2 separate regions of the Mus musculus genome follow, and region 1 is linked to region 2. A link is a loop called in an ENCODE intact Hi-C map of the cell type or tissue named here. Cell type or tissue: gastrocnemius. All regions are shown on one strand. Each heading gives the region's core, and the rest is flanking DNA. Links, peaks and the distances in the headings are about the cores only. Region 1 overlaps Gm30147 (a long non-coding RNA gene). Region 2 overlaps Tbck (TBC1 domain containing kinase).

What was found. Hi-C counts contacts between places; a loop is a spot of excess contacts. Peaks named below come from ENCODE experiments on the same cell type or tissue, not always from the same donor. Only the 100,000 strongest peaks of a DNase experiment are listed, where the experiment ranks them.
Region 1: a loop joins it to region 2, with 5 times the contacts of the local background. A loop is called at or near these places in 18 of 42 quality-filtered maps.

Annotation. Positions count from the first base shown.
Region 1 is chr3:132,499,023-132,516,390 of GRCm38, reverse strand. Gm30147 (a long non-coding RNA gene) reads right to left here. Exons shown (of 3, transcript XR_867646.1): 3 at 15,965-16,001. Among named protein-coding and RNA genes, the nearest start is that of Gm30147, 28 kb to the right of the region's middle. In gastrocnemius, for the core only: a CTCF peak has its summit at 10,049 (motif pointing left); a DNase peak (open chromatin) is centred at 10,065.
Region 2 is chr3:132,697,230-132,705,229 of GRCm38, reverse strand. The region is part of intron 3 of Tbck (TBC1 domain containing kinase); the gene reads right to left. Among named protein-coding and RNA genes, the nearest start is that of Tbck, 17 kb to the right of the region's middle. In gastrocnemius, for the core only: a CTCF peak has its summit at 3,669; no DNase peak of the experiment used is centred there.

The DNA.
Region 1 (17,368 bases), core at 5,593-13,592, 190 kb after region 2:
TATATATATATATATATATTTGTTTATATGTATTATTGGATTATTTATTTACATTTCAAATGTTTTCCCCTTTCCAGGTATCCCCTTTGGAAACTCCCTATCCCTTCCCCCGACCCCTGCCTTTATGAGGGTGATCTCTCATCCACCCACTCATTTCTATCTTCCCTCCAAGGCATTCCTCTACACTGGGGCATCAAACACTCTCAGGCCCAAGGGCCTCTCCCCACACTGATATCTACCACATACGCAGCCTGGAGTGGAGCCTTGAGTTGCTCCATGTGTACACTTGGGTTGGTGGTTCAGTCCCTGAGAGCTCCATGGGATCTGGGAGGTTGACATTGTTGCTCCCTCAATGGGGCTTCAACCCCCGTCAGCTCCTTCAGTCCCTTCTCTAACTCCTCCATCGGGGACCCCATGCTCAGTCCAATGGTTGGCTGTGAGCATCCTCCTCTGTATTTGTCAGGCTCTGGCAGAGCCTCTCAGGGGACAGCCATATTAGGCTTCCATCAGCAAGCACTTCCCAGATATAGCTTCTGGGTTTGGCCACTGTACATGGACTGGATCCCCAGGTGGAGCAGTCTCTGGATGGTCTTTCCTTCAGTCTCTGCTCCACATTTTGTCTCCATATTTCCTCCTGTGAGTACTTGGTTTACCCTTCCAAGAAGCACTGAATCATCCACAATTTGGTCTTCCTTCTTCTTGAGCTTCATATGGTCTGTGAATTGAATCTTGGGTATTCTGAACTTTTGGGCTAATATCCGCTTATCAGTGAGTGCACACTTATATGTTTAAAACTTTCTATCTTTATTCCTTTATTTCTCTCCTTTCTTCCTTCATTTACTCCTTTTCTTTCTTTCCCAGGTTTTATAGCAATTTCTTCAAGCATCTGCTGAGCACATGCCTTTTAATTTATTGTCTCATTTAATCTGTACAGTGGTTCCTCAAGGGAGGCAGATCTTGCTTTCGTTCTTTTTTTAATTTAAAATTCTATTTTTTGAGAATTTTGTATATGAACACCATATTTATATTATTTCCACCACTCCTTCTTCTCCCCCCCAAACCTTCCCATACCTCCCCATGCCTCTACTCTTTCTCGAATTTAAGTTAATTTTACACAGATATGGAAATATATATGCCTATATCCTTTAGAGTCAGTCTACTTAGTGTTGTTCGGCTGCATGTGTGTTTAGGCTTAGCTGTTTGGGATTGGACTTTGCTTTTTTGATGAACTGATTGAGTCGACCTTTTTCTTTTTTTGAAGATTTATTTTTAAGTATGAGTACACTGTTGCTATCTTGAGACACAACAGAAGAGGGCATCAGATCCCATTACAGATGGTTGTGAGCCACCATGCGGTTGCTGGGGATTGAACTCAGGACCTCTGGAAGTGCAGTCAGTGCTCTTAACCACTGAGCCATCTCTCCAGTCTGAGGATATTTATTTATTTATTTATTTATTTATATTAGGTATTTTCTTCATTTGTATTTCCAATGCTATCCCAAAAGTTCCCCCTACCCCCCCCCTACTCCCCCATCTCCCCCACTCCCACTTCTTGGCCCTGGTGTTTCCCCTGAACTGGGGCATATAAAGTTTGCAAGACCAAGGGGCCTCTTTTCCCAATGATGGCTGACTAGGCCATTTTCATATGCAGCTAGAGACACGAGCTCCAGGGGGTACTGGTTAGTTCATATTGTTGTTCCACCTCTAGGGTTGCAGATCCCTTTAGCTCCTTAGGTACTTTCTCTAGCTCCTCCATTGGGGGCCCTGTGACCCATCCAATAGCTGACTGTGAGCATCCACTTCTGTGTTTGCCAGGCACCGGCATAGTCTCACAAGAGACAGCTATATCTGGGTCCTTTCAGCAAAATCTTGCTAGTGTATGCAATGGTGTCAGCGTTTGGAAGCTGATTATGGGATGGAGGGTCTTGTTCTTTATATTTTATATGCTAACTATATTTTGGGAAGAACATGGTTTCCACATGAAGTACTTTCAAAACGGCAAAGAAAAGCAAAAGGTTTGGGTATGGAGGAAAAATTACAGATTTGGGAATTTCCATGATAAGGTGAGAGTAGAACCACAGGGTAGGTGAGGTCAGGAGGAGGATGCTGCAAAGTGACCCAGAGCAGGGCTGATGAGTGGTTCCTAGGAATTTTTCGCTGAAGGGGGCCAGCTGGCACAGAGGGTCCTGGGGAAACTTACTTAGCTCACTGAACCTGTGATTTCTATTAATGCACATGAATAGCTCTTAAATACCAGACAAAAAGTTCTAACTAAAAGTTATTAATGCGTTTATATTAAATAAAACTTTACACTGGTAGAATTACAAGAAGCTCATTTAGGTATAAAGCCACTACCATCACAGGTTATGCCAGAAATAAATAAAGTATATTATTTCATTAATTATTTTATTAAGTAATTTGTTCAATGGTTGATTAATTCAAAAAAAGCTATATTTGGTATCATGTAATATATCAAAAGGTTTTTTATTAAAATATATCAATGCTTGCATACTTTTAAAATATGAAATTTTCTAAGAAGTACCTAAACTGATTTTGTCTGGTTACAGCTCCAAAATAAGAGTATATAAGGGAGTTAAATTATTCTATTATGGCCTGAGTTGTAATTTTTCACAAATTCATGTGTTGAAATCCCAGCCTCTACTACCTCAGAGTTTAATTACATTTGAAGGTAAGTTCATTAAGTTGGTGATCAAATAAAAACGAGGCTGCAGCCCGATAGGACCAGTTTACTTCTGTAGGAGATACAGTGGGAACTTGTGCCCGCGGGGACAGCTGAGACAGCTGAGTGAAGCGACAGCAAGATGGCTTCCATCTGATGCGCCGAGGTGAGGCACAGGCCATGCTCGCCTTGCTGGCATCCTGATGCAGGACTTTCAGTTACTCCAAGTAAGGAGATGATGTCCGTGTGGAGAACCTCCCGACAAGACAGTTCACCCCGGAACTAGACCACATTCGTTGGAGAGGCTGAAATGAGTCGGAGAATCTCTCCATTAATAAGCATCAAACAAGCTGGTAGGTGGTGGTGCACACCTTCAATCCCAGCAGATGGATCTCTGAGTTCTGGGCCAGCCTGGTCTACAGAGTGAGTTCTGGGCCAGATTGGTCTACAGAGTGAGTTCCAGGGCTACACAGAGAAACCCTGTCTTGAAAACAATGATGACGATGGATGATAACATGTGCTAAACAAAAGAATTAGGGGGAAAACATCAAACAAATAATATTTTAGAGTTTGACTAGACAGACCATGCTCTTGAAACGCTTAAGCTGATCTGCTGCTTTTGATATTTCCTAGCTTAGGAAAGGTGCCATCAATAGCAGGTTCAACCAATTATACTAATTCTGATTATTTAAGGAGAGGAGGCAGAGACTGTAATAATATTTAATGGTGAAGTGCCTTCCCTGTGGTTCATAGACTAGGCCATTTAAAAGACCATAATGGCTTTTCCTGTATGATTTGATGACCTTACCATGCTCATGGCGACGGACAAAACGATTTAGGAATAATGAACATATAAACTGGGGACCAGCCAGCCACTTTTATCCTTTCACAAGAGCTTGTAAAGATGCCTGAAAAGCACACAAGAATGTTCCTTTTAATGTTTTTAGGAGTATGGCTTAAGGTTGTTTTCGAAGTTTTGAGCTCCAAATGCAACAGATCTCAGTTCTTTACAAGTGGTTTGATCCCGTGGGTAGTGCGGTAATGAGCCAGACGAGCCTCTTGGGGGGCAGCAAGAAGCAAGGCCAATATATATAAGTTTTTTTTTTTTTTCGCTGAAAGGGCCATAAAGGAGAAACAGATCATACTTTGTGAGTTGATAAATTGTTCAGCACATAAAGCCAAAAGGTGTGAACCTTATGCATACTGTATAGCCAGCCTTTCCCTCTCTCTCTTCCCCTTTTAAGGCAGAAACAGAAAAGTTGTGGGCTTTGTTACTTCTCAGTGACAAGCTCACACCCAGTGAGCATAGCAAGGTGGGGAAAAAAGAAAACTGAAAATTTAAAATGTGACCTCGGGAAGAACAAGTGTAGAAGATAAAGACGTGGGTGTGGAACTTAATAATATTTTCCCCTCCCAATTTCCTTTTCTAAACGGAAAAAAAAATTGAAAGTGGGTTTCGGAAATCATCGGAGGCAAAACTTTGGTGGTCCCATTGAGGTGGCACGCAAGGGGGAAATTAAAAAAAGGATCAAAGAGAGCTGGCTTTGTTTGGGCAGATCTTACACTTTGGACTTTGGAAAGCATCTATCCCTAGGAGTGTTTGTTCTGCCAGTGAGCAGAGCGCACAGCACAGAGGAGTTTGTGGACCAAAGGCAGGCACACGTTGCTGCTTAGCTATGGATGCTCTGAGCTTAAATCGGTACCCACCTGTCTCCATGTCTATTTTTCTTTTGTTGTATAAGACACGTCTTAGTGGTTGGCTACATATCTCATCTCTCACAGGCATGTTATTTTTCCTTAAGGAAAGATCGGTGCAGATAAGTCTCCTCCCTCTTCTCTGTTCTAGATTGGGCTAAATGATTTAAAAATAAAAAAAATAAAAAACTTTCTCACATAAGTGAAAACACCATCTCCTTACACATCAAAGCCCATTTGAATTGGGTCACTTCATAATTTATTTTATCAAAGGGATTTTAATTTTTTCCAGATTGTAAGAATTCCCAGATTATTCCAAATTTTATGGGCCAAATTCTGCCCTCAATTATGCACATGCAACTAATTGCACACATATAACAGAGGGCAGAATTTCGCTTTTGGAACTGGAAGTCTTTGGAGGTTTTTAAAAATTTATTATTATTAAACAGTCTTTTATCTATAAACTAAAAGAAATGCAACTACTACCATCACTCCTCTAGAGTTCTTTGCAAACACTAATTTAGTTAGTCTGCCATACCCTTGGAATAGTCAGTATTATCTTCTTGAAATACTACTAACACTGCTAAAGACAAATCCATTAATTTCTTAGTTATTGCCACCTTGTATTAAGAATACTGATGGTCTTATTTTTCTGATTATAAAATAAAATTGGAGGTAAATTTAATGCAGGAAAATATTGAAAATAATACAATCAGATACATTTTAACCAGCATGAAGAGACTGCTGGTATTTTTGCTGACTGTTTCTCCAGGAATGTTCTCTTGAATTTTGTATTGATACAATATTGGATGTATTAGCATAATGGGCTTTTTGCACCAAGAAAGCACTAGGAAGGTTTTAGAGTTGAGAACACAGACACCCTTGTATCCTTACAAGTCCCACATTGTAGCTGACTTTAAATTTGATGGGAACTTGTATTGTTTCAATCTATCATGGGAGCTTGTATTGTTTCAATCTATGCTTGCAAACAGATGCTTTACTCTCTGAAAAGAAAAGTACTTTGTTGCCGTAAGCTCTGCTATCATGGATTCTTACATATTTCATGATTAATAACCAGAAATGACTTCTCCAGCTTCTGAGGCTCTTGTGTATGTCTTTGGCAGTAGCAGATTTTTTTTTTTTGCATGATTTTTGAAGATGTAGGACAATCTAGGATGGACATAAAATAAGGAAGTGAAATCTTCAGAATATTTTGTTGTGTGTATTTTGTTCTGCAACAGATTCTTATGTGCAACCCAGGCTGACCTCAAACTCACAGTGACCTCCTGCCTCAGTCTGCAGAGTGAAGAACACTCTTAGATGTGTTCTTACCATACCTTCTTTTTATAAAAAGAAAAAGAATTTATTATTTATTTAGATCACAAATGTTGACCCCTCCAGGTCCCCCCCTCCCAGAGTTCTTCACTCTATCATCCCTCCCCTTCACCTCTGGGAGGGTGTTTTCCCCCAGGTATCCTCCTTCCCTGGCACATCAAGTCACTACAGGATTAGACACATCCTCTCCTACTGAGGCAGGACAAGGCAGTCCTTTGTTACATATGTGCTGGGGTGGGAGTGGGGGATGGGGGCTCCAACCGGTCCATGTATACTCTTTGGCTTAGTCTCTGGGAATTCCCAGGGGTCAGGTTAGTTGATACTGTTGGTCTTACTATGACATTGCTAACCCTTCAGCTCCTTTGATCCTTTGCCTAACTCTTCCCTAGGGATCCCTGACCTCAGCCCAGTTATTGGCTGTGAGTATGTGCATCTGTCTCAGTCAGCTGCTGGTAGAGTCTCCCAGAGGACAGCCATGCTAGGCTCCTGTCCTCAAGTACAATATGACATCAACAATAGTGTCAGGGTTTGTTACCTACTCCTGGGATGGATCCCAAGTTCGGGGCAGCCTCTGGATGGCTTTTCTTTCAGTCTCTGCTCCATTTTTGTCTCTGCAGTTCTTTTAGACAGGAACAATTCTGGGTCAAAATTTTTGAAAGGTGGGTTGATATCCCCATCCCTAATGGGGGCCCTGTCTATCTACTGGAGGTGTTCTCTTTAGTTTCCATCTCTCTACTGAGGGGCATTTCTGCTAAGGTCACCCCATTGAGTCCTTGGAGCCTTTCACATCCCAGGTCTCTGGGACTTTCTAGATCACCATAACTTCCTGTTGCCTAATTTTAATCGGAGATAGCTTGGTATCAATATTCCAAATGGGCTTAGATTTTAAATTTTACTCTTGTTAATTCTTGAGAGACTGAGTATGCAGAAGAATGAAAATCCTTGAATAATCTTCAGCCTGGGACATCCACTGTTAGGCACTGCATTTAGAGTTATATATATATATATATATATATATATATATATATATATATATATAGAGAGAGAGAGAGAGAGAGAGAGAGAGAGAGAGAGAGAGAGATGAGAGCTTGACAAATAGAAAGATGCTCCACAGAGACTCTCAACAGAGCCATTCTATTGTGTCCTCAGCTCCTCAGTTTCTTGAGCTCATTCTGGTGCTCACACAAAGACACAGCCCTGACAGCTCTCTGCCATCTCATACCCTGTTTCCTTAGCTTACTGCAGCATGTGACTCTAGCAGTAGTTTCTTCTTTCTTGTTTTCAGAATTTCCTCCTCTCCTAAGCTATTATGACGACATAAATGTACATTTCCCTACATCTTTAAAGCATTTCTTTTGCTTTGCTTCAGATACCATCTACCATTCTATTGCTCGGTTCTTGTTTATAACAACAGAATTATCTGAATTTCTCCATTTCTTTTTACTTTCCCATGTTAACCCAGGCTCTTCCCTCAGTAGTCCAGAATAAAGCAGAACACGAAATCAACAAAGACTCGTCCCAAAGTGATGAATGCTTATAGGGAATTCCCAGTCTGTTTCTTTTCCCCTTTTAGATTATATTAAAGGTAGGTTTATTGAGAAACTGCTCTTGGGAGGACAAGTACCCTGTCCTCAGTCTTGAGGCCAGGGAAGTTGCCATGGAGAGAGGGGAGGGGGTTGGAGAGGGAGAGATAAAGAGAGAAAGGGTAAACAGAGAGAGGTGGAAAAGGAAGAGGAGCAGAAGGAGGAGGTGGAGGAGGAGAAAGAAGAGGAAGAAGAAGAGGAAGAAGAAAAGAAGAAAAGAAGAAGAAAAGAAGAAGAAGAGAAGAAGAAGAAAAGAAGAAGAAAAGAAGAAGAAGAAGAAAGAAGAAGAAGAAGAAGAAGAAGAAGAAGAAGAAGAAGAAGAAGAAGAAGAAGAAGAAGAAGAAGAAGAAGAAGAAGAAGAAGAAGAAGAGGAGCCCCACTCTGCATCTTAGCTGGCCGGCCAGCATCTTAGATACAGTATATCCTCACTCATCCCTTGCTAATCTTTTTTTACCCAGTTTCCAGGATTCACAGACCTTGTTTTCTTTTCATCTTGCTAGTTTATTCTTTCTCACTCACATTCCCTTTGTGATTTTTAAATTTTGTAATAATAGATTTCTTCATCTACACTTACAGATTGAAGGATTTATTTCTTAATTGCTCCATATTCCCACCTCTAGGACTACTTGTCTTTTTAAGATTTAACAGGAATGATCTGGTAATAGCTCCACTTGGAAGCAGACTACTTTTTGATCTCCACATGTGTACAGTTCATGTCCCTGTCGTTCTCACCCATGCCTAGTCCTTCTCTAGTCTGTGTCCAGGCCACACCCCCACCCCAGGGCTCCTGACGACCAGGAAACCATCACCAAGGACTTTATTCTTTCACCTCCTATATTTGCCATTCTTAGCTCAGATTTCAAAATCTGCCCACAGTCTGCTATGTCTCACCACCTTGACTGAGACGTCATAATTCTTAGTTAAATCTCCTTCCCTTTTTATTGTCTTGGAATCCATTGTCAACGAATCATCCGGCATGAGCTTTTAGAAACTTGAACTGTGTCACAGAACCCCTCTGTTTAAGTTTCTGAAGGAGCCAACCCTCCCCAACTTTTTTTTTAAAACTCAAGGTAAGAGCTGAACTCTTATGTGGCCACAAAGCTAGGATCTGTTTCCTCCGTGGTTCCTGTCTTACTCCATTTCTTTCTTTTTTTTTTTTGCTCAGTTGCCTTCTGTCATGTTCTGGTCATCAGACACATCAAGAATTCTCACTTTGGGATCTTTGCTTTGGGTGTTGCTTTATATGGAAAAACATCTCCCAGGTATCCACTTTAATAATGCTCTCCTTTTCTCCCAGGCTTTACCTAGTCTATACTTTTGAAATGAAATGGGCATTGATCACCTTATTGCATTCTGTGATCTATTGCTTCCATCTCTGGTATTTAATTCAGCTCACTACATGTGACATAAAACCAAAGAAAAGTGAAAGAAGATCCAGAGTCAAAGGCAGAGCATCACAACAAGGGAAGGCGGTCAGCTCCTGTTCTTCCTTCCTATGCTGCTCTGCTCTCCCAAAGATGTCAGAGAGAGTTAAGCCGAGGTAACAGACTCCATCCTTAAATACCAATTAAAGCTGACTCAGGATTACGCTGATTTAGAGGATGAAAAGAGATAACCTTGGGCATTAAAGTGTAAAATGTATTATCGTTGGCCTATCCCATCAGCTGTAAATGATTAATAGCTAAAAATGTCAAGGATATTAAAAGCTACTCTAGGCCTTCCCAATAATGAGTTGGCCAAGACCTCAGTAAGAAGGAGACCATATATAAAGCTGCAAAGTTGGCTAGGAAAGAAAGGAAAACACTTCTGAGCATGCTATTCAATTTTGGTCAATTAATGTTCTTTGGTTGAAAGCGAGTAACTCTGAGGGGCTAACGTTTGAATTTAATATGAACATATGGTTAAGCAGTTAATAATCACAACTAAGAGACCATGAAATGTAGTAATTTAAAATGAGTGGGAGGGGGGAGAGAGACTCTCAAACATGTTTAAATTTTAAGATAGAAGGCGGTTTTAATGTCATTTGTCAGAGTTTTCAGGGACCTCAAATGAGACATCTTATGTTTCCTTAAAGCCATCAGGTAGATGGAGACTGGAGTGTCCACTTTAAGGCTAACCAAAGGCTGCTTGAAGACTGTCGTTTTCTTCCTTCCAAGCACAGATGCAATCAATGGCTGATACTTGCAGATTTCTCTTCCTATTGGGGTGTTTGTATGTTGCATGAAGAGACTAAGACCAGGGTTCGTGGATGGATGGCCCCAGGAAGAAAGAAAGCGGGAAAGGCTGCCATAAAGTTCTCGGTTGTCCTTGCCTATCACATTCATTAATTCATCTCTCTAGAGGAGGTATAAATAAGGGCAGAAAGAAAAGGGGAAAGGTTTCTTTCCAGCTAATGCCTCCCATGATGGAAACAGGATGGATTAAGAATACTTTTTTTCCCACCCAAAAACAGGCTGTACTCATCACATGTGAGTGATCTATGGTGTTAACAGCGATTAAGCCTAAACGTATGTGTTAGGAAAGAAGGGTATGGGATTATTACATTTCAAATTTTCCACCTCCATATTTTCTCATGAAATTACACAGAGACTTGCAAATCAGAGAGACCTATAAATTGTTGGCAAGCACACTGAGTATTGATGCTCAGGAGTTGAGGGCTTAGATCAGGAGGGAGGAAAAGGAGGGGTAGGATGCCTTTGTAAACAAGCCAAGGGGTGTTGGTGAAGTCCCCTGTTACTGGGGAAGGTAGCATTGCTGCCATCTGGTGGCGATGAGTATATGGGACCTAACTATGGGGAAGTCACCATGAGGCATCTGTTAAGTACTGCAGTGTGGGCATCAAAAGATAAAGAAGCCTGCTCTCTGTTGCCAGGAGACCTAGAGCTTGGCAGGACTGAGATATCTCACCCACTGTAGCGATTGTGGCACGAATGCAGAGGCCATGAGATGCGCAGAGTGTGAGAAAAGGTTTACAGAAGATGAGCTTTCTCACATTGTCTTGGATGTCCATCTTCTATGCTCTGCCATAAAGAACACACACACACACACACACACAACTTAACATTGGTGCATTTCTGCCATAGCAACCATTTATGAGACTGAGCTACATAAAACTGGTTTTAATCAGGCATTATTTTTGTTCTAAATAGCACACACAGAGCTTTCATTGGGTTCGAAGCTATCTAAAGCTCATTTATAAAGTTAGGTCTATATAATGTGGAAACTTCACATCTTCCATCCTCAACACTCAGGATTTTATATTCAATAACTCTCTTCCCCTGATGATGGTCAGTTGGATGTCCTCTGATTATAAGTTCTGGTATGTTAGGAACCCAATAAGTTAAAAAGTAATAATTCTAGATTTGGCAACAGTCTAATAAAATGTAGCTAACTGAAACCACTGCCAGAATGAACTTCAACATAAGGCAGAAAGGACTTTGAAGCTGCAGCTATGGGTTCACTGGGTGGATTTTATTTGACTTGCCTGCTATTGTTAGAATAGCTTGCTTGCTCACTCCTTTCTTCCCTCCTTTCCCTCTCTTCTTCCCTCCCTTCTTCCCTCCCCTCCCCTCCCCTCCCCTCCCCTCCCCCTCCCTCCCTCCCTCCCTCCCTTCTTTCCTCCCTCTCTCCATTCCTTTCTCCCCCTCCCCCTCCCCCTTTCCCTTCCTCCCTTTCTTCCTCCCCTTTCATGTCCATGATGGTTGATTTGCATGGAATCTGAGTGATAAACCTGTCAAACACAACTGAGTTTGTGATTCTGCTGGACTGTACCATAAAAATCAGTTTTGTAACCTGCCAAATTTAAGAGAAATTGGCTGATTCTGGGTCTAGGGCTTATTGCATAGATTTGGAGATTGCTTGCACACATGTTTTTAAAAAAAGCATCTTATTGCAAATATGTTTGTATTTAAAACTCCTTCGGCAAAGGATTTGTAACAGTAAATAAATACAACGGAAAACAAATTTAAACAAAAGTTTTAAATTTATTTATATACTTCATGTTTGAAATACCCCATCCTTCACCCAAAGCTGTCTTTTCATCCACCACAAACCTTTCTTTTAAAATTCCAATGTTCTTAACATTAATCTTGAAAATGCATAAAAGCATGCCAAGAGAGATGAAACAAAGACTGTAAAACCCACTTAGAAACTCTGAGGCGCTTCAGCCAAATTGTAAGAAATGCCAACATCCAGGACGACACAGATTTATTGACGAAGAAAATATATCTGGAGATGAAACAGACTAACAATGATGAAATCTTAATATATAGAGCCACCGAGAAGCAGAGTAGCACTCTGGTAGCATACATACTTCTCCTCCTCCTCTTCCTTTTCCTCCTCCTCCTCTTCTCCAGAGATTTTTATCAAAGGCCCTTTTAGTGTCTATTGAAATGATGTTTTTATTTCTGTACTTGAGTATATTTACATTTACTGATTTACATATATTAAACCATCCCTGTATCTCTGAAATGAAGCCAACTTAGTCATGATGAATGATATTTTTGATGTGAGCTTAAATATGGCATGCAAATATTTTATTAAGGATTTCTTTTGCATCTATGTTTGTCAGGGAGATATGTTTGTAATTTTGTTTTTTGTTTTTTAATTGCATTGTTATTGCCCTTTGGTAACAGGCCAGTACTGGCTACATAAACGTTTTTAAAATTATTCCTTTTTGTTTGTTTGTTTTATAGAATGATCTTAGTAGGACCAGTGTTATTTATTTGATGTTCTGATAGAATTCTACTCTGAATCAATTTTGTTTTTTTCTAAGTTGGGAGGTATTTTATTGTTGCTTTAATCTTATTGACGGTTATAGGTCTGCTTAGATTATTTATTTCATTTTAGTTTAATTTTGGTAATTGTATGAATGCAGAATTCTATCCATTTACTTTAGTGTTTTTTTTTAATACTTTAAGAACACTGAAGAAAGAACTAGATAAGACCCTGGGTGATAGAAAGAATATCCATGCTCATGGATCAGAAAAAAATTAATATTGTAAAAATGACCCTTACACCAAGGTGAATATATAACTTCAGTGCAATCTCAATAAAAGTTCCAGGACCTTTCTCATGGATACAGAGAAAAACTGAAAATTTATCGATAAGTAGAAAAGATCAAGCTTAGCCAAAATAATCTTGAATAAAAAGTCCTGGAAGAGGCATCACCAGATTGTAAATTATAAATTTGTAAATTATACAACAAAGCCACAGTAACAAAACCAGCACGGCACGAAGCAGAAATGTCAACTAACAACATAGAAATCTACCGGGCTACAGCTACCTGATTTTTTGACAAAAATACTAGAAACACACCAGAGAAAGATAGCATCTTCAGCCGGTAGTGCTAGGAAAGTTGGATATCAGCATATATTAGAATAGCGGCAGGTCATTGTCTATCAACCTGTACAAAGCAAACTTCAAATAGATCAGGAAACTCAACATAAGATTGCAGACCTTGAAACTGCCAGAGGAAAGAGTGAGGATTACCCTTCAGCATACAGGTGCAGGTTATGACTTCCTCAATAGAACTCTAGTAATATTGGGAGTGAGACTAGCCATGGACAACTGAGATATCATGAAACCAACACGCTGGTTTGTTTGTTTGTTTGTCTATTTATTTTTGTATGTGAGTACACGGTTCTCACAGTTCGTATTGCATTACAGGTGGTTGTGAGCCATCTTGTTCGTTGCTGGGAATTGAACTCAGTACCTGTGGAAGAGCAGTCAATGCTTTTAACTGCTGAGCCATCTCTCCAGTCCCTCCCCACCCCCAAGATCCTTTTTGTAAAGCAAAACTGAAACAAAACAAACACAAAAGCTATCAATTGAGTGAAGAGGTAGCCTACAAAATGGGCAACACTCTTGCTAGTGATACTTATAACAGAGGAATAATATGTAGGATATACAAAGATCCAGGAAAATGAAACACCAAGAAAATAAACCAATAAAAATGAGCCACAGCAATTAGTACAGAGAGTAAGAGTCTGAGGACTGCTCTGCCTTACATGGAACATTCCTATCACATCCCTCTCCCCAAGGCCCAAGGATCTTCAAGAAAAAAGGGTGCTAAATGATTTTAAGAGTCAGATGTGGCAGCTGACATCAAGGAAATAATATTTTCAAGGTAAAACCAGACAGTATCATGTAATAATTCACAGCTGTTGTGACAGCATACACAAGATCTATACAAGCTCAAGCCAGACAAAATCTTAGCACTGGATAGTGAGAAGCAGGGGTTGGGGGGAATCTATGACTAGCTGAGGAGTGATTGGCCTTTGGTAGCTGTTGGGAGAGAGAGGGAGAGAGAGAGAGAGAGAGAGAGAGAGAGAGAGAGAGAGAGAGAGAGAGAGAGAGAGAGAGAGATTTCTTCAATCATGTGGCTTCTGTTAGGTGGATCACACTTTATGACCATCTAGTTCCACTGCCAAGAATGGTTGGGCAATACATATTGGACTTGATGTGTTTTCTTAAAAGGACAGACGAGAAATGGTTAATATGGGAGTAACTAATAACTCAGATTCAATTGGAGGCCTGCACGGCAGGAGTGAATTCATACCTGGTACTGAAAACCTAGTGAAAGCCTGTGACTGAAAGGTGTAGGTTCTAGAAGTGTGCTTGCTCCCGTCTTTTAATTAAATTGCCACGATATTAAGGTACGGTCTACTGAAGTTTATATCCATGGATAAATGATACTCCTAGCTTTAATCAGAGGAGCCTCTCTTTGCAGTAAATGGTGGTGAATATAGAAATGCGTGCCTTTGAAGATATTGAGGATAAATGACACTGAGTCCTTAGCTCTTTATGCCACCTCCTCTAGTGCTCAGGAAACATCCCAGAAGAAAGGATGGAAGGAATGTAAGAGCCAGAAGAGAGGGATAAGGGCTGTAAAATGCTATCTTCTGGGCATAGGAGTTGCAGCTGTGACCTTGAAAGAGTTGTGGCTGTCTTTAATAGGCCTACACAAGACAAGTCTTATCAGTAGTTAATCATGGATTAGGGAAGGCTTCTGGGACTCCTCTCCTCCCTGTGAACTATTGGATTATGGAGGAGGGCCAATCATTGTGTTTAGCGATGTATCTATGGAGGGAGCTAAAATGGATAGTTTCCAATCTGGAAACAGACAAACCTGGTTAAATCCAGTGGGTCTCAAGACGAAGAAAGCAACATTAACAAAGTCATACATGTGGGAGTGGGGTTGTGTGTGTATGTGAGGGGATCCTAGAATTGGGAGGAAGATTCAAGAGAGTGGGAGTTATAATAATCAGAAAACTTTTTTTTGGTGTCATATCATTGATAACAGTTTTATAAATTAAATTAGAAAAAAAAGTTGTTTAATGCATTAAAGACGATCTACAGCTTGGTCCTGGAAAGAAGTCATTCTTAAATGGAAGTTGCAATTTCTTTTAAAGTGAGAAATAGTAGGCAAGGTCAAGAAGTAATAGGAATTCTTCAGTAGCAAAAGTTTAGTTTATGACAGTTTTTGCTGTTTTATTAGAAAATATGTTTCCTTTCTAGAAATCTTCATCAAAGTTTTTATACTAGAAGATGAGGAAGTCTATACAACAAGATCCCTTTCTTTCTGTCCTCTTTTCTTTTCTTTCCTTTCTTTTTTTTCTTTTCTTTTCTTTTCTTTTCTCTTCTCTTCTCTTCTCTTCTCTTCTCTTCTCTTCTCTTCTCTTCTCTTCTTTCTCTTCTCTTCTCTTCTCTTCTCTTCTCTTCTTTTCTTTTCTTAAAAAAATTAATTTACTTTTTTATTAGATATTTTCTTTATATACATTTCAAATGCTATCCTGAAAGTTGCCTATACCCTCCCCCTGTCCTGCTCCCCTACCCACCCACTCCAGCTTCTTGGCCCTGGGATTCCCTTGTACTGGGGCATATAAAGTTTGCAAGACCAAGGGGCCTCTCTTCCCAGTGATGGCCGACTAGGCCATCTTCTGCTACATATGCAGCTAGAGACACGAGCTCCAGGGCGGTATTGGTTAGTTCATATTGATGTTCCACCTATAGGGTTGCAGACCCCTTCAGCTCCTTGGGTGCTTTCTCTAGCTTCTCCAATGGGGGCCCTGTGTTCCATCTTATAGATGACTGTGAGCATCCACTTCTGTACTTGCCAGGCACTGGCATAGTCTCATATGAGACAGCTATAACAGGGTCCCTTCAGCAAAATCTTGCTGGCATATGCAATAGTGTCTGGGTTTGGTGGCTGATTATGGGATGGATCCCCAGGTGGAGTAGTCTCTGGATAGTCCATCCTTTTGTCTTAGCTCCAAACTTTGTCTCTGTAACTCCTTTCATGGGTATTTTGTTCTGTATTCTAAGGAGGATTGAAGTATCCACCCATTGGTCTTCCCTCTTCTTGATTTTCTTGTGTTTTGCAAATTGTATCTTGGGTGTTCTATGTTTCTGGGCTAATATCCACTTATCAGTAAGTGCATATCTAATGAATTCTTTTGTGATTGGGTTACCTCACTAAGAATGATATCCTCCAGATACATCCATTTGTCCAAGAGTTTCATAAATTCATTGTTTTTAATAGCTGAGTAGTACTCCATTGTGTAAATGTACCACATTTTCTGTATCCATTCTTCTGTTGAGGGACATTTGGGTTCTTTCTAGCTTCTGGCTTATTATAAATAAGGCTGCTATGAACATAGTGGAGCATACGTTCTTATTACCAGTTGGAACTTCTTCAGGGTATATGCCTAGGAGAGGTATTGCAACAAAGAAAGAGAACTTCAGACCCATTTCCCATATGAATATCGATGCAAAAATACTCAATAAAATCTTCGAAAACCGAATCCAAGAACACATCAAAACAATCATCCATCATGACCAAGTAGGCTTCATCCCAGGGATGCAAGGATGGTTAATATACAGAAATCCATCAACATAGACCACTATATAAACAAACGCAAAGACAAAAAACACATGATCATCTCGTTAAATGCTGAGAAAGCATTTGACAAAATCCAACATCCCTTCATGATAAAAGTTTTGGAAAGATCAGGAATTCAAGGCCCATACCTAAACATAATAAAAGCAATCTACAGCAAACCAGTAGCCAACATCAAAGTAAATGGAGAGAAACTTGAAGCAATCCCACTAAAATCAGGGACTAGACAAGGCTGCCCACTTTCTCCCTACTTGTCCTCTTTTCAAACTTGGCTTAGTGTCTACCCACTTCCTTGTCAGAACCAGGACTGCTCCATTCCTGTTGAGTTCCCCAAACTCCCCAACCTCACCTGTCTCAGATATCCTCCTTGACTTCTCTCTTAGACACAGAAAAGAGATAGGGTTCCCCCAACAAAGGGAGACTGTAGATTCGGTGAGTTTAGTCTTATTCAAGCCTTATAGAGTGTTGAGTATGAGGAGTACTGACCAATTGTCCTACTTTCTGAGAGAAGTAGAACTGAAAGGCCTCATAAAAGCCAGGACTGATCATCTGGCTACATGCTCAACAGTCTGGGGCTTTGTTTGCTTCATGAGACAGGGTTTTTCTCTGTGGTCCATGATGGAATACAGGCATGTGCCATGCCAAGCCTTCCTGCATTTTCAGTGTTATTTCTGTAGTTATAGTTAAATGTTATATATATATGTATATGTATACATATATGTATATATGTATGTATATATGTATATATATATATATATATATATATATATATATATACACTATATATATACACACACACATATAATAAGGTTGTTTTTTTGTTCCATCTGCAGATATTCTGACTTCTAGTTGTGGTACTCATGTGAGCAAGTACCATGTGTATTCTACCACACCTAATTCATTTCTTTCTTATCACTTAAGAGCTATGACCCTGCATACAAGTTTCTGCTTATGTAATAGTTTAATAATTACATAAATGGATGCAATATGGATACAAAAGAAATGAAAGTTGTAGTATGAAACTATGTTGAATAATTTGGAAAGCACGAGTGTGTTTGTGTGTAAACCAAAGGAACACCCAGAGAGCCATCGAGGGTCGTTAGAGGGATCATGTGCTCAGCTTGCACTATAAGATGTGTCTTGTCTTCTGTTGCCTTTCCTCATATTCAGTTTTAA
Region 2 (8,000 bases), core at 1-8,000:
TGCCACTCACGGGCTTGGTGTTTTAACAAATTACCAGTTTATTTTAAAACATTTGGGACAAATCAATAAAAGCCATGTACTCTGTACAAACAAAAACAAAACAACTAAGTCCATGAAAATATGATGTAGTTTATACTATATAGACATTATATATTTCCATATCACCTTGTGAATCATTCCAGTAGTTCATGACTTACCAAACACGTTTTAAATCTTCTCCACCCTCTCTATGTCAAGTCTCATAGAGACGCCCATTTTCCTCATCATTTCTCCCACCTCTCTCACCCTGTTTGTCCCTGAGTTTCTTTAATATATACTGAGAAGAACAAAAAAAAAAAAATCATTCAATCCAACCTTCCAATATTATCAGTGTTAATATTTTAATATGAGGGTTTTTTTCTAGCCATGTTTTATTTTTTAAAATTAATATCTGAAAGCAACCACAAAAAGTATATTTTAAAAGAATTATAAATATTGAGGCAATATAAAGATTAGATGGAATCACTGTTTTTTTGTTGTTGTTGTTGGTGGTGGTGGTGGATTTTTTTTTTTTTTTTTTTTTTTTTTTTTGAGACTGGGTTTCTCTGTGTAACAAACGGCTCTGTCTGTCCTGGAATTCACTTTGTAATCCAGGCTGATCTTGAACTCAATGAGATCTGCCTGCCTCTGTCCTCTGGGTGCTGGAATTAAAGACCTGTGAAATCACTAAGAAGTTATAAACAGGACAAAAGGAAAGTAAAGGGGAAACAGCACGCAACTGATGATGACTACTGCACAGCAGTTATGATAAACGCCAAGGCCAGCCTTGGCCTGAGAGGGGTTCTGAGAGAGCAGTGAGACAAAGGACTCTGGTCAAATCCTGGGTCCACGCTCAAGACAGCTTTCCAGACTGCTTTTTCTTTGTTCTGCTCCAGACAGTTCTCCAAGCAGTTTTCTCTTGCTAGTCTAAAAATTCTCTCAATAGCTCATCTCTTGCAGATAAGCCCAGCACATTTTTGTTTGTAAACATTGCAAAAGAATTCTGAGATTTGCCTGTCCCAGTTAAGCACAGATGATAACTGGCTGGGACCCCTGAAATTACCATTTCTACCACACCTGGGCCTAACTTTGCTCTGGGGAAGGTGGACCCTGAATTTAGGAATCTGCCTGCCCTTGTATGCTTAAACAAAACCTTACCTAGGTGGGTCGCCAAATGTTTTCACCTCCTTCCTTAGTATCATTCTGACAGGTTGGCCCACCAAGCAGCTGCTTTTACTCCTTTAGATTTGTGAAGCCCTCATACGATTCATATTTCATCCTTCGATTTTGCATTATTGATAAATTATGTACATATCTATATATATATACATAGATACATATTTTAAAGATTTATTTATTTTATGTATGTGAGTATGCTGTCACTGTCTTCAAATACACAAGGGCATCAGATCCCATTACAGATGGTTGTGAGCCACCATATAGTTTCTGGGAATTTAACTCCAGACCTCTAGAAAAGCAGTCAGTGCTCTTAACCTCTGAGACATCTCTCTAGCCCCTGAAATTATATATTTTGGACTCTTGTTTGTTGAGTTCTTTTCCATAGCTTTAGGGGCTGTCCCAAGGTCCCAGCATTTACAATTTTGCTGAGACATTAGACACATCTTCATCTCCCAGACTTGTGCTGTCTCTATCATGGAGTCATTTACATTAACAGGGAGGATATTCCATGAAGGATGAACGTAAAAATATGTACATTATTATACAAACAAGTCTTACACCCACAACAGCCATCCATACTCATGGTGGCCCATGCCCTATTGCCCCTGTCTTAGGGCCAGGAGCCATTTCGTTCCACCCCCACAAAGGCCATTCCAGACTCTGAAGTTAGATGTTAATGGTACTACTTAACCATTCAAAGATAACACTTGTCAGATCTGATAAGCATTAAGATTCAACTATACTTGGCAAGGGAAACCACTAAAAAAAAACATAGGTAATAGGAAAAAGATTGATTAACAAATCAGTGGTTACCATAGGTTTGGGGGACTACACAGGAATATAAGGAGAGCTTGAGGCTATTGGAATTGTTCTATATCTTAGCTTTGATGAGACCTTGTTTATCATACTAATTTAACTATACATTTACATGGTAAGTGGTAAGATATTAGAATTAGACCTCAATAAAGCTCACTTTAAAATAGTAAATGAAATACATTTTCTTTAAAAAATTATTACTAAAACTTGAATCCTCTTTTCTAAATTTAAAGTACAAGAAAGAGCAAAAGGTGAACAAGTTTTAGTCCTCTTTTCTCTTGTCACTGGGTTGACAACCCTCCCCACAAGGTCCATGGGCTAACAGACCCTCATGCCAGGCATGAGCCCTTCCCTGCTGTTGGTGCCGGTAGGTAGTCCAAGGGACCCCCAAGCAACATAGGCTTCATTGTTTCCCTTGATTACTTCTCAGCAGTTGAAGGGAAGCCCCCAGTGCTGAAGAAACAGCACCCTTGGATCGCAGGACTTGGATCATCAAAACTGATCTAACATGAATGTCTCCTTCCTGGGATCTAGCTTTCTTACTACCAGCGAGTACTATGTCACCTGCCAAAGAAGGGACACAACTAACGTTCTACCCCAATGTGACACTCCCATGAACCATAACAACCTGTGATGCAAGGTACATGTAAAGCTACAACTCTGGATGGTAGTCAACAGCTGTCTAAGTGGACATGAGGACCACTCAATGGGAGGAGAGCCATGTCTAGTGCTGAAAACGTAGCCAAGCTCTAGGACTAGTGAGGCTCTTAGAAGAGAGCCTACCACCTCCACCTTGCTGCAGCAGCCTAGTTCCTCAACCACATTCTAAACGTTATCTTTGCACGAGAGATGAGTGTGGTTCTCACTCCACATAAAACGATTCTTCTCTCGCCAGCAAATGGAGACCATTACAGAAACTGGACAAAATTCAGAGATGGATGGATTGTGGGAAACTTTTGCCCAGTGAACACTTCTACAGCACAGCTCCTGCATCTAGGGCTCAGGGAAGACTACTAAGGAGGGAGATGAAAAGGTTCAGAATACCAAGAAAGCTGCTGTAGGACTGACTTAGAAAGGGCTGCACGAATAAGACTTGAACAATGACAATATCAACAGACATGCTCACAAGAAAGGGGGAAATCTCACAGGGTCCCACCCCTAGACAAAGAACTACAGGCCGAGAGAAGGAGGTTTAGCCTCTCCCAGAGACGAGTGCCTTTATTAGCTATCTAATCTAACACAGCTAGCCCTGAAATCGTATATGCACACATAACAAGAGTACACTCAGCAGGTTGGATTTACATATTGTGCATATATTTATATGTAACAATAATAATTTTTTAAAGAGGCTATCAATTTTATAGTAGGGGGTATGGTAGGGGCTGAAAGGAAGAAAGGAAAGGTAGGAAGTGATGTATAAATATATTTTAATTAAAATGCTCAAAAATTCTAAGTGAAAAAAACTTCATTTAAGCATCTCATTTGGTTCTATAAGCTAACTTTAGCTCTTCTTTTTATTCTTGCGCTCTCTCTCTCTCTCTCTCTCTCTCTCACACACACAAACACACACACACAAACATACACACACAAACACCTTTACAGTATCTTTACAAATTAATGCCATATTCAGCAGTGACACTAGAGGTCCTCAGCTGCACTGTATTTCAACACAGACTGCTCATGGAATTGGAATCAAATGATTACAGTGACTGTTTTCATTAAACCAATTTTGAGACAGTTGAATACAGAAGACTCGTTCTACTTTTCATAGTGTGCTTTTATAAATTGACGTGGTATTAGATTTGTATGTCAAAAATGCATTCATGTTAAAATGAAGGGGTGTGTATATCAAAATAAATTTTCTTAATATGGTCAATAAGTTTGATGATGAAATCTTTTTAAGTAGTTATAATGGATAAAAATATCTAATAGTTAACATTACAGCTCGCTTGACCATGTACAGTAAAAAGCAGGAGATGGCTCAGCAAGTAAAAGCACTTGTTGCCAAGCCTGGTGGCCTGAGTTTGATCCCTAGAACCCAAACAGTTGAAGGAGCGAACCAACTCCAGCAAGTTGCTCGCTGACCTCTCCACTTGTGTGCTGTAAAACATGCATCCCCTCCCCCCATAAACACACAGCATAAGGCTTTGTTTAAACCACACAACTCCAAAGTCAGAATCTTGTGAATAACTAACATTAAGTACCACGTTTGAGTCAGTAACTTTTAGTTTCTGTGCTTTGGTTTAAAGCGATTCGCTCCGCATAGCCTCATGCACTTGAATCATTGGTTCCCACTGTCTTGGAAGTACAAGGACCTTCTGGGTATCATGTCCAGTTGGGACACACGAGGAACCTGGGACTGAGATTTATAGGCTGAGCACATGGCTTCCCAGTTTGCCAAGATGTAGGCAAGCACCCTCACGCTCCCAATAACAAATCTTTCCCATAATGATGGACAATGTCTCCTGATCCATCAGGCAGAACAAATCCTTTCTCCCCTGAGTTACTGTGCCAGACATTCTGTTAAAGCGAAAGACAGAACTAACACAGAACATAGTAACAGGAACTTGAGTCTCTCTAATAAGTCTCACCCCATGTTTCTAAGCCTTTGTTTGTAGGAGGAATTTGTAAGTTTGGAGCTACAGGCTAGAGCAGTCTGAGAATGATATATGGAAAACTTAACAGATGCTTCTGATAGAACTGTGAAAGACCAGAATGCTGTAGAGATGTGACCGTAAAGGTCCTGCTCATCAAAGGGAACAAGCAGTTCATTAGCAATTAGTCTAGAGCAGTGGGTTTCAACCTGAGGGTCATGACCCCTTTTGGGGTCAATCCACCCTTTCACAGGGATCACCTAAGGCAGTCAGAAAACACAGATATTTACATTACAATGCATAACAGCAGCACACTTACAGTTATAAAGCAGCAATGAAAATAATGTTATGGTTGGGGTCACCACAGCATGAGGAACTGTGTTAAAGGGTCACAGCACTGGGAAGGCTGAGAGCCACTGCTCTAGAGCCCACTCCTCTCTGACAAATCATCTGGATCCATGCTTGCCTGTGCTGAGGACCTGTGTGAAGCTAGATGAAGAGAACTGGACTCCATGTTTGAAGACTAGATGGCCTTTGGGCTGTGGTGCGGTTACACTCACTGCCATTTAGCCAGACTTACAGACACAGCAAGTTTAGAGCTGAAAGAGGAGCCCAAAGATGCCAAACATGTGCAGTCTGGTGAAGACAGGAAGGTGAACCAGGTTAAAGCCACAGACAAGGTGAGTATGGACAGAGCAGCTGTAATTGTTAAAGTCCCATTAATGAGATCCCATGCACTTTCCTTACACTTTGCATGGAGAAAACTGGAAAGGTTCCTTGAGAATAAGATCTCACCCACGTACAGATCTGGGATATAAAACACAACACCCATGTAAAGAACATTCACGTAAAAGGACAGTACCTGAAAACACAGAGCTTCCATGATTGACTTCTAGAAAACAATTGCCTAGCAAAGTATTTTCTAAGATGTGCACAGAGCACAGCAATGGTCTAAAGGGGCCAGACTACCTCTTCAGCAGCAGCAACATTTACTGTCATCCTATGGTGTAACTTGTGTAGGCATATAGAATTCAAGAGTGAGGGAGTCATGAGGCTTGCACCAGATAATGACAGGTAGAGTTATACTCCTCACAACAAGGCCCTGAGAAGCTACTGTGGGAAGCTATGAAGACCAAGCTTGTGGTGCTATGCAGACCTCATCAAGACGCTAAGCATGCCAGCAATGTGGGACATTTTAAAAGAAAGTTCTAGGAATCAAGTAAAGTCAATGCAAGAGAATACATGCACGCTGCTGGTGGGAAGGCCAGGGGGCACAGCAAGAGTCTCCTGGCCTCTGATTAATGTTACAAGGGAGGCTTCAATGAGGCTTCAATGTAGTTCCAGGTGAGCTACAGGGTGTCATGCTTGTCCTGCTGTGCTTCAGTCTTGCTTTAGTCTAAGGTTTTCTTGTTATTTTCTTATCTTTTCTCTTTGAAACAGGTTTGTTTACTCTGTGATAGTTTATAGAAGTAAGTAATTTAGAAATATTTTTTGGATGGAGCTCACAGTTTGGAGTCTCAGAAGAGATTTTGTTTGAACAGAAAACTGATATTTTTGAAGTTGGAATGAATTCATTTTGTAATAGAAGATACTCATTAGTTTAAACACTTGGTAACCAGCTGGTATAACTATTTCTTGGAGGCAGTAGAAATAAGTACTGGCATAATGATTAATACGTAATCCTGCAATACTTGGGTAAATTGTAAATTAGAAAAAGCTAGGAAGAGACTCTTAGTTTCATTCCTGATACAGTGATAAAATACTCTGAAGTTACAGAGACAGAGCCTGAGAGAGCTGGTCATGTTACAACCATAACCAAAAGCAGCGAGGAGTCAATTAATGCATGTGTGCTAGAACTCTACAGCCCCGGTCCCCATGACCTGGGAATGGTGTCACTCACAAGGAGTGTATCCTCCTACATCCATGGTCAGAATTAAGATGAACACACACAAACTTTTTCAGAGTCCCAGGTGATTTTAAATTCTGTTAACTTGACAAATAAACCACCAATTCCCTCAGCTATCTGCAATGTTTCCAAGAAGAGATTCTATCAGCTTGCAAGAAATAGATGCCAGGCAAGAGAACCAGAGGTCAGGGCTGCTGAGATAGATTTGGGAATCATTCTTATAGAAGTGTTAACTAAAACCACAAGTGCTATTTCCTCAAATCAATGATCCGTGAGATTTCTAAAGGTCACTGCATAAGCCAAAACACACATACTGTCAACAAACCAGGGAAGAAACAATTCTAGACTGTATAAATTCAACATGTTTTTTCACCTTATAAAATTCCTAATCCTTTCCATTTACATTTTCCTTTGGTTACATTTTCTTGGTATCAGCCTGAGGTAAAAAGTTAATGGAGAGGAAATGGATGAATTATAGTTAGCTACTGTATGATGAGAGAGAGAAAGAGAGATATCATTGAAGATTAATGCTTTAAAAAAGATTAATGCTTAAATAATATTGCAAAGATATGTTTGTCTTTAAAGACTCCCTCCTATACTTTCAAGATAAAAATGTCCTTCAATATACAACTTTTCAATATTTATTAGTTTTATAAATTCAGAATCAGAGGATAAGGTGTTTTTAATGATATGCTAATAAATTTGGAAGTTAAGATTAATTTTTAAAAATTATGTGATATGTGTTTACCTATATGTTGGTATGTTTCCATGTGAACACAGGTGCCTAGGATGTCCAGAGAACGGTTGCCCTGGAGCTAGAGTTATAGGTAGTCGTGAGCCACCAGCAAGGGTACTGGAAACTGATCATGTATCCCTGGCAAAGGCAGTACTGTTTTTAACCAGTGACTCACCTCTAAATCCCAGAGAAAATAGTTTCTAAAACTGAAAGATAAAAACTTCTTTGACTATTGAACTCAGGTATTTATGCTAAATTAAGCAACTCCTTTTTCCTCAGTTTCACATTTTTGAAATGAAACTTGGACAGATTAACTATCAAAGAGTATTTGTAGAAGGTATGAAAAATACATCCTCTGTGTCTAAGTTGTTAGGTTGGACATATTTTACAACTCAGCTTTTATTTTAAAATAACTGTAGCTGAATGCTGTAAATTTTGAATGTTACTAATCAGCAATAAGAAAGAAACAAATACCCATGCTGAGCACTAGGTAGCTTTTCTCTTCAACAAATAATGAATTTGCTAAGGTCAAAATACACAGGGAAAACACGGTCTGCTTTGACAACAGTAGGCTCCAGAATTGATTTGCTACACTTGGAGAATGTTCCAAATGTATCTTGCTTCACTCTGTTAATTTACAAGGTGATAAATATACACTAAACAGCAACTAATGAGCAGTGATCAGATAACGACCACTGCCTGATTGCAATGGGTGCACCGGATCCATTTCTCCTTCAAAGACTTCAGTGCC